Regions from separate parts of the Homo sapiens genome. Here region 2 is linked to region 1. A link is an interaction called in ENCODE POLR2A ChIA-PET data of the cell type or tissue named here. Cell type or tissue: GM12878. All regions are shown on one strand. Each heading gives the region's core, and the rest is flanking DNA. Links, peaks and the distances in the headings are about the cores only. Region 1 overlaps RLF (RLF zinc finger). Region 2 has its middle 28 kb from the start of COL9A2.

The links. ChIA-PET counts read pairs that join two places held together with the same protein. Peaks named below come from ENCODE experiments on the same cell type or tissue, not always from the same donor. Only the 100,000 strongest peaks of a DNase experiment are listed, where the experiment ranks them.
Region 2: POLR2A ChIA-PET joins it to region 1 with 5 read pairs; 7 of 35 experiments call an interaction of 5 or more read pairs at or near these places.

Annotation. Positions count from the first base shown.
Region 1 is chr1:40,239,664-40,244,057 of GRCh38, reverse strand. It overlaps RLF (RLF zinc finger), which reads right to left. Exons shown (of 8, transcript NM_012421.4): 8 at 3,137-4,394. The coding sequence ends at 3,611. Among named protein-coding and RNA genes, the nearest start is that of TMCO2, 6.1 kb to the left of the region's middle. RefSeq lists an enhancer at 2,202-2,251. In GM12878, for the core only: no CTCF peak of the experiment used is centred there; a DNase peak (open chromatin) is centred at 2,157; H3K4me3 peaks cover 359 bases; H3K27ac peaks cover 1,198 bases.
Region 2 is chr1:40,343,042-40,347,435 of GRCh38, reverse strand. It overlaps a transcript of SMAP2 not described here. Among named protein-coding and RNA genes, the nearest start is that of COL9A2, 28 kb to the right of the region's middle. In GM12878, for the core only: a CTCF peak has its summit at 2,645; no DNase peak of the experiment used is centred there.

The sequences.
Region 1 (4,394 bases), core at 250-4,249:
CTAGGTGACACCTATACTGCTGGCCCACTACCACACTTTAAGTAACAATGTTCTGAGATACTCCAGCCCTCCCTTCACCTTGTGAAAGCTTCTTGATGGCCCTGACAACTTTTTTTTTTTTTTGTCTCCCATTGCATCTGGAATTGTATCTCTTTAAATGTGTGTATTTAAATATTTGGTGAATGATTATGTCTTAGGCAGTTCAGCTCAGTAGGCCTTTTGGGACTGAGAAAGGATAGATTGAGAATGGAATACCCTGAGGAAGGCTAATAAAAAACTTTCTCCTCCACAGTTCCTTACCCTATTTCACACATGGGCTCATGAAAATGGGGAAAACACTGAAGCAAGAGAATTCTGGGTAAAGGCAAGAATAGAAGTGTCTGGAAGTCTTCATTCCTACTCACCATTTTGGAGGCACTCTTGAATTGAAAAAGCTTTGAAAACAAAGTCAGTGCTTTCAGGTCTGTGCCAGGGTTGGGACAAATTCCAGAGATATCAAGTTAAAATGATTACTACAAGCTAAAAAAATAACCCTTTGCCCTGTATTATCGTATAGTCACTCATGCTGGTTTAAACAGGAAAGTCTTTTTTTTTTTTTTTTTTTGAAATGGAGTCTTGCTTTGTTGACCAGGCTGGAGTGCAATGGTGCAATCTCAGCTCACTCCAACTTCCACCTTCAGGGTCCAACAGCGATTCTCCTGCCTCAGCCTCCTGAGTAGCTGGGATTACAGGCATCTGCCACCACACCCAGCTAATTTTTGTATTTTTAGTAGAGACGGGGTTTCTCCATGTTGGTCAGCCTGGTCTCAAACTCCTGACCTCAGGTTACCTACCCGCCTCAGCCTCCCAAAGTGCCAGGATTACAGGTGCGAGCCATCGCGCCCAGCCAAAAGTCTTTAATAAAGATCAAATGATGCAAGCTGCTCTAACTGGGATAGACAGTGATCTTGGGATCAACTACTTAGGCTTATACTTGAATTATTTTACTTTTTTTGAGACAAGTCTCGCTCTGTCACCTGGGCTGGAGTGCAATGCCGCGATCTCGGCTCACTGCAACATCCGCCTCACGGGTTCAAGCGATTCTCCTGCCTCAGCCTCCCAAGTAGCTGAGACTACAGGCGTGTGCCATCATGCCCAGCTAATTTTTTGTATTTTTAGTAGAGACGGGGTTTCCCCGTCTTAGCCAGGATGGTCTTGATCTCCTGACCTCATGATCCGCCCACCTCAGCCTCCCAAAGTGCTGGGATTACAGGCATGAGCCACCGCGCCCGGCCTAATTGGGTTCTTAAAATCTAGGTTTAGTTCCACTGTGAATGGCCTCACTTGGTCCTTCCAGGGGCTACAAGTTCTGTGTGGTTGAATGGATATAGTTCAGTCTTAGTAGCTTTCTCTTACTCTGGACTAACCATCTCTCTCGTATGAGGAATTTTTACTAGGCCTACAGGTGCTTCTCATGCTCATATCACAAAAAGGGACCTTTCACCTCTACCTCCTCCCTTCGTAAGTGAGGAAATTAAAGCCACTGAAGAAATTAGCTTGATTCCAAAGAAACAATACTGGTCTCAGTCTCTAAGATCCTTGTTTCTGCCACTTCTTTCAACAGAGTCTTACTCAGATCACTTGGATTTCTCAGAATCCTCTGTTACCTACTGGGATCTGAGACAATAAACGACTTGGTTATGGGAGTGCTTTAGACTCAGGGTGAGGTGACAGAATGAAATTCCTGAAGAGCTGACAAAACAAGAAAATAAGGTTTAAGAGTCAGAGAAAAGGTCTTGAAATTCTAACCACAATAGACTGGGTGTGGTGGCTCACGCCTGTAATCCCAGCACTTTGGGAGGCCGAGGAGGGTGGATCACGAGGTCAGGAGTTCAAGACCAGCCTGGCCAAGATGGTGAAACCCTGTCTCTACTAAAAATACAAAAAATTAGCCGGGCGTGGTGGCACAAGCCTGTAATCCCAGCTACTCTGGAGGCTGAGGCAGAGAACTGCTTAAACCTGGAGGGGCGGAGGTTGCAGTGAGTCGAGATCGCGCCACTGCACTCCAGCCTGAGCGACAAAGCAAGACTCCGTTGAAAAAAAAAAAAAATCTAACCACAAGGATGAGAAAGAGATGTTAGTTGTCTGAGTCACTTCATTACTAGCTAATGAAAGTAGTTGAAAACTTCACAAGCAACAGGAAATGAAGCTGCTGTATTAAAAGGATATACTGCTATCCTCATTAGACAGACATCCCACAGTCCAATGAAACTCAACACATCTAAAAGCCAAACTCACCTTGGTTTCCATTATCTTCCCAAATATTCATTCCTTCTTTGTATACCTACTTAAAATGGTTGCATCAGTACCAAATCTTTTCCTTCACTCTCCAAGCCCCCAAAATCCTGTCTCCTTAAATACTTCATCTACTCTGCCTTCTGCTGCAATTGTCAGTAAATACACTCACCAAGCTTGCCTCAATTACTTCAAGTATACTGTTTCCAATTTCAGCTTCTCAAATCAAGTGAGCACTCCACACTTCAACTGATATATGCCTATAGACTCAAATCCAAACTCCTTAGTCTTCATGATTTAGTTCCTGCTATCTCTACAATGATGTCACTCTCTTGTTCCCCTTTTATTGCCAGCATATCAAATTATTTGTAGTTTCCTAGAAACATGCCCTCTGAATTTGCTACGTCCTTCATGTTCTAGGTTGGCATATCCTCTCCTTTCTACTCGGCCAACATCTGGACATCCTCTGGGAGCTATCTTGACTCCCGCAGCTAATTAATCTCAGAATTATCTTTCCACAAAAACAAAAATTTTAAGATAAAAAGAACCTTGTTCTGGGATGGGCACGGTGGCTCATGCCTGTAATCCCAGCACTTTGGGAGGCCGGGGCAGGAGAATAACTTGAACCTGGGAGGAGGAGGTTGCAGTGAGTCGAGACTGCACCATTGCACTCCAGCTTGGGCAACAAGAACGAAACTCTGTCTTAAAAAAAAAAAAAAAAAAAAGAACCTTGTTCTGAATGATTTAGCTAATAATAAATAAAAAAATTACTGGGGTAAAATGTGAATGGCATATTTCAGAAAATACAAGTGCAATTTCAGTTTACATGTGGCATGAAAGCTCATTATGAGTAAACAACGAATGGGTGAAAAATTGTAATTTATTGAAACTCAACTCAAAAAATATAAGATGCTGTAGTGTACAATATATTACACAAAGCACCCTCAGGTGCACATTCAAGTCAAGTAAGAACTCCATATCCCTTTCCCTAGCCCTCCCACCCTGGGACCTTAGTATTTGTTCCATATACAATCATGCACACTTAATTTGAAAAAGGAAGCCCCAGTATATTTTGATGTATTAATTAGCACCAAACAAGTGTACAGTTCCATTTTTTTAATAAACAAACAAACAAAAATAAACCCAATCATTAAACCAACTGGAGAGCTAATGGACTCAGCCAATACTGCTGACATAGATATTATACATTCATGTAAATACACAGCCTATTCTACCCTAAACAACGGTGTGGCTGCTTCTCAGCCTTTGTTCGAGTTGGCAAATGTCCCCATGTTGCAGTGTTGGAGCCAGTCTGTTACTAAAACAAAATTGCTACTTATGAACTTCCTACACAAAGCTCATCTGTCTTTTTTGTTGGAAATAAGTCTAAAATTGGTGTGGAAAACTTAGATCTTTCAAGAACCACCACTGGCCGAAGATAATGAAGCTGTTTTAAGGCAAGCTCTCCACAGTCTGTTAATGCTTTGTCCAATACAACCCTCAGGTTTTCCAAGGAAGGAACTGTTGTTGTTTCAGCTACTATTAAAGGTGGGATTGCAGTCAGGTTCTCATGAATTGTAGAGTCACTGGAAGAATGAGGTATGTCAACTTCAGGTTCACTGTCATTCACCATATTATTTGCCACAACATTCCCTGTTAAATCATTACTGGACTGTGAAGAATTACTTAATGTTAAGTGCTCTGAAGGCTCCCAATCATCAAAATCATCTTCTTTCTCTTCACTTTCCTGAATAAATTTCAGAAATGAAGATTCAAATCCCATAGGTTTGTAAGTCTTCAAATCAAATGACCGGGGCTGTGAATGTTTCCTAAAATTCTCTTTTGGGACATGGGTTGGATTTTTTACAGTGTTTTCTTGCCCTGAACTATGCTGCCTAGTTTCTGATTCTTTGATCCTTGGTAAAGGCAGCTGGAAACTTGTGAAATAAGTCCCACTTTCAGTCCCATTGGGATTAGGTATGGAATTTTCTATTTTACAAGGAGGAGGAGGCTGAACTATATTACACTGTTCTAGGGAAGTGGTTTTGGAACTATGATTACATTTCAAAGTTCCCCTGTAGAGCAGAGTATCTGCATCAAATACTGAGCTGCTTTCTATG
Region 2 (4,394 bases), core at 269-4,268, 100 kb before region 1:
AAAATATTTAGCCTTATTACCAATGAAAGAAATACATATGAAAATGAGATTTGGCCAGGAGCCATGCCTGTAATCCCAGCACTTTGGGAGGTCAAGGCTGGCAGATCACCTAAGGTCAAGAGTTCGAGACCAGCCTGGCCAACGTGGTGAAACTCCATCTTTGCTTTAAAAAAAAAAAAAAAAACAAAAACAAAACACACACACACAAACACACACACACACACAAATTAGCCAGGCGTGGTGGTGCACCTGTGGTCCCAGCTACTCAGGAGGCTGAGGCTGAAGAATCGCTTGAACCTAGGAGGCAGAGGCTGCAGTGAGCCGAGATCATGCCACCGCACTCTGGCCTGGGCAACAGAGTGAGACCGTGTCTCAAAAATAAATAAATAAATAAATAAATAAATAAATAAATAGATTTTTAAGCCAGGCCAAGTGGCTCACGCCTGTAGTCTCAGCACTTCGGGAGGTTGAGACAGGAGGATCACTTGAGCCCAGGTGTCCCAGGCTGCAGTGAGCTATGATTGTGCACTCCAGCCTGGGCAACACAGCAAGAGTTTGTCTCTAAAAAAATTAAAAATAAATGAAACAAGATTTTAAAAAACTTATCAAACCAGCAAAAGAAGTTTAATTATAATACCTAATGTTGTTGAATATACAGGGAACTATGCATTTTCATTTACTTGGAAGTTTAAATTGGTTAAAAGTTTTTTTTTTTCTGAGAAACACCAGCAATATATTAAATGATTTTTTAAAAAATCACACTTTTGGTTATGTGCAGTGGCTCATGCCTGTAATCCCAGCACTCTGGGAGGCTGAGACTGGAGGATCTCTTGAGGCCAGGAGTTTGAGACTAGCCTGAGCAACATAGCAAGACCCCATGGCTACAAAAAATTAAAAAGTTAGCCAGGTGTGGTTGTGCACACTTGTAGTCCCAGGTACTCGGAAGACTGAGGCAGGAGGATCACTTGAGGCCGGGAGGTTGAGGCTGCAGTGAGCTGTCATCATGCCACTGCACTCCAGTCCGGGCAACAAAGCTAGACTTTGTTTCAAAAAAAAAAAATCCTATTCTTGTCTTTGAGAACCTATTCTAGCAGTATCCAAAGGACACAATTTATTAAATGCACAATGCATTATGTGTAGTAACTTTCTTCACAGTATTATTCATATTTTTGTAAACAAAGGGGCTGGTTAAATAATGTATTTATATAGGGGTGAAGGGTGAGAGCAGGGAAACCAATTGCATTTTCATCGTCATCTAGCTCCTTGATTCTGGTGGGCATATCAGCTACTAACAGATATAAAAGTGACTTTAAAAGTATATTGTGGCTGGGTGCAGTGACTCACATCTGCAATTTCAGCACTTTGGAAGGCCTAGGTGGGATTGCTTGAGTTCAGGAATTTGAGACCAGCCTGGGTCTCAACACAGCAAGACCTGTCTCTTAAAAAAAAAAAAAAAAAAAAAAAAAAAAGTGATAGAAATACCAGGTCTGAAGACTACTTTCTAATATAATATAATATAATATAATATAATATAATATAATATAATACAATACAATATAATACAATATAATATAATATAATATATAAGAGAAAAGAAAGAAACTCCAGAAACTCCAGCATAATACCTTCCCCTCCTTTCTCCTCCAGCCAAATGCAAATTTAACGTTATATTATAATACACAATAGATGTATTCTAAAATAAAATATTAAAAAACAATGAGAGAGATCTTTATATGCTGATCAGGAAATAAATTCACGACATGTTGAAGAAAAGAAAATTGTGAAAAAAGGTTTAAAAATGAAAATAAAAGGTTGGGTGCATGGCTCACACTTGTAATCCTAGCACTTTGGGAGGCTGAGGTAGGAGGATTGCTTGAGCCCAGGAGTTCAAAACCAGCCTGGGCATTGGGCAACATAGTGAGACCCTATCTCAAAAAAAAAGAAAAATGAAAATTGTGCTTGTGTGTGGTGGGGGTGTGTGTGGATGAATTGATAGAGCGTTTTTAAGAGATGGAAGCATAGATGCTGTTTACTTTTTTTTTTTTTCCTTAGAGACAGGGTCTTGCCTAGGCTGGAGTGCAGTGGCACGATCATGGCTCACTGCAGCCTCAAACTGTTCCACCCTCCTTAGCCTCCAGGGAGTAGCTAGGACTACAGGTGTGTGCCACCATGCCCAGATATATTTTTTAATTTTTTGTAGAGATGGAGCTTGCTATGTTGCCCAGGCTGGTGTCAAACTCCTGGTCTCAAGTGATCCTCCCGCCTTGGCCTCCCAAAGCACTGGGATTACAGGTGTGAGCCACTATGCCCAGCCCTTATTTTGCCTTTTACAAATGACAACAAAAAATAAAAGCAAATAAATGTCAGTCTTTAGAGCTGAGTTGTCTCTTTTGCATCAATAGAAAAGAAACTCCTCTCACAACTACACCTGATGAAAGAAAGAAAGAAAAAGAAAGAGAAAGAAAGAAAGAAAGAAAAGAAAAAAAAGAAAAGAAGGAAAGAAAGAAATCTTCTTAGGGACTAACCTGGAGTTGTGACAGTTGTGGCTCAAAACGTTGCTTTCTGAGCTAGGAATGAACTGGAATCACTGCCATTCACTAGTGAGGCAATGGTCTGGCTGCTCGACTCTCTCCCTCTGCCGCCCCCACCCTGAGCTCCAAGTCACTTCCTCTATCATGATGATTGCATTGGACGTCTCTGCCATAATCCTCCAGCAAATCATGCAATGAGGGTTCACAGAACGGACTGTGTGAGCTCAAAGGAATCTTGCCCATTTATTTTCTCAGCAAATACTCAGTTTCTATTTCATACTGGACGCTTGCTAAGCAACTGAGGATAAACAGTGAGGCAGATACAGCCCCTGCCCTCTTAAAGTTTATAATCTAGTAGATGAGACTGAAAAATAAATGAATCGTTCCGGTAGCATACAATACACCCTGACAGGAGAACAATGGAGGGGGCACATAGCCAGACTGGGACCAGAGGGCCCGGGGGAGAGTGACAGGGCAGGATTCCAGAAGAGTTTAGATGTCTAGCTTAGATGTCTAGTTTAGATGTCATCTAAGAACAAGTAAGAGAGAACTAGATGAAGAGCAAGTAGGAGCAATATTAGAAAGGATGGGTGATGGCAGCCTTGACACCGTGAGGCTGCAGGCAGTTTAGCATGCCTGCAATGCAGGATGCTGGAGGCAGGAGAGAGGAAAAAGGAGCAACATGATGCTCCACAGGAAAGAAGGGCCAACTCACAAACGTTGCTTTGTAATAGCCACGGTAAGAATTTGTTCTGCATCCTAGAGTCCATGGAAAGCCATTGGAGAGTTTTAAGCAGGAGGCTAACAAGACTGAGTTTGCTTGGACAGACCACATCGGCTACAAGATTTAGAGGGGTGTGGTGGGGGGGGGGGGCAGAAATATGACCCCCCAAAGATGACCACATACGAATCCCTGGAACCTATGGATATGCTACTTTACATGGCAAAGGAGATTTTGCAGGTGTTGTTAAGAATTTTGAGATGAGGTGTTTATCCTGGATTAACTAGATGGGCCCAATGTAATCACAAAGGTCCTTTAAAGTGGAAGGTAGGGACAGAAGAGAGAGGCAAAGGAGATTTTACTGTGGAAGAGTGGTCAAGGAGATGTCACATTGCTAACTTTGAAGATGGAGGAAGGGAGCCACAAGCCAAGGAATGCAGAAAGCCTCTAGAAAAGAGAAAAGGAAAGGAAATAGACTCTTCCCTAGAGCCTCAGGAAAGGGGTGCAGCCCTGCTCACGTCTTGATTTTAGCCCCGTGTCATTCGGACTTCTTACCTACTGAGCTAGAAGTAACAAATTTGTATTGTGTTTTTTTTGTTTGTTTGTTTGGTTGGGGTTTTTTTGTTTTGTTTTTTGTTTTTTTTTGAGACGGAGTCTCGCTCTATTACCAGGCTGGAGTGCAGTGGCGTGATCTCGGCTCACTGCAACCTCCGCCTCCCGGGTTCAAGCGATTCTCCTGCTTCAGCCTCCCAAGTAGCTGGGATTACAGGCACCCACCACCATGCCCAGCTAATTTTTGTATATTTAGTAGAGACGAGGTTTCAACATGTTGGCCAGGATGGTCTCGATCTCTTGACCTTGTGATCCACCTGCCTTGGCCTCCCAAAGTGCCGGGATTACAGGTGTGAGCCACCATTCCTGGCCAGAAATTTGTATTGTTTTAAGCCACTACATTTGTGGTAATTTCTTACAGGAGTAACAGAAAACGAATACAGATTATGTTACTGCTGTAACAAATACCTAAACATGTAGAAGTGGTTTTGGAACTGAACTTTGGGAGGAGGCAGGAAAAACACTGAGGAGCATGATGGGAAAAGCCTGTATGGCCTTGATCAGACTGCTGGGAGAAATGTGAATGCTAA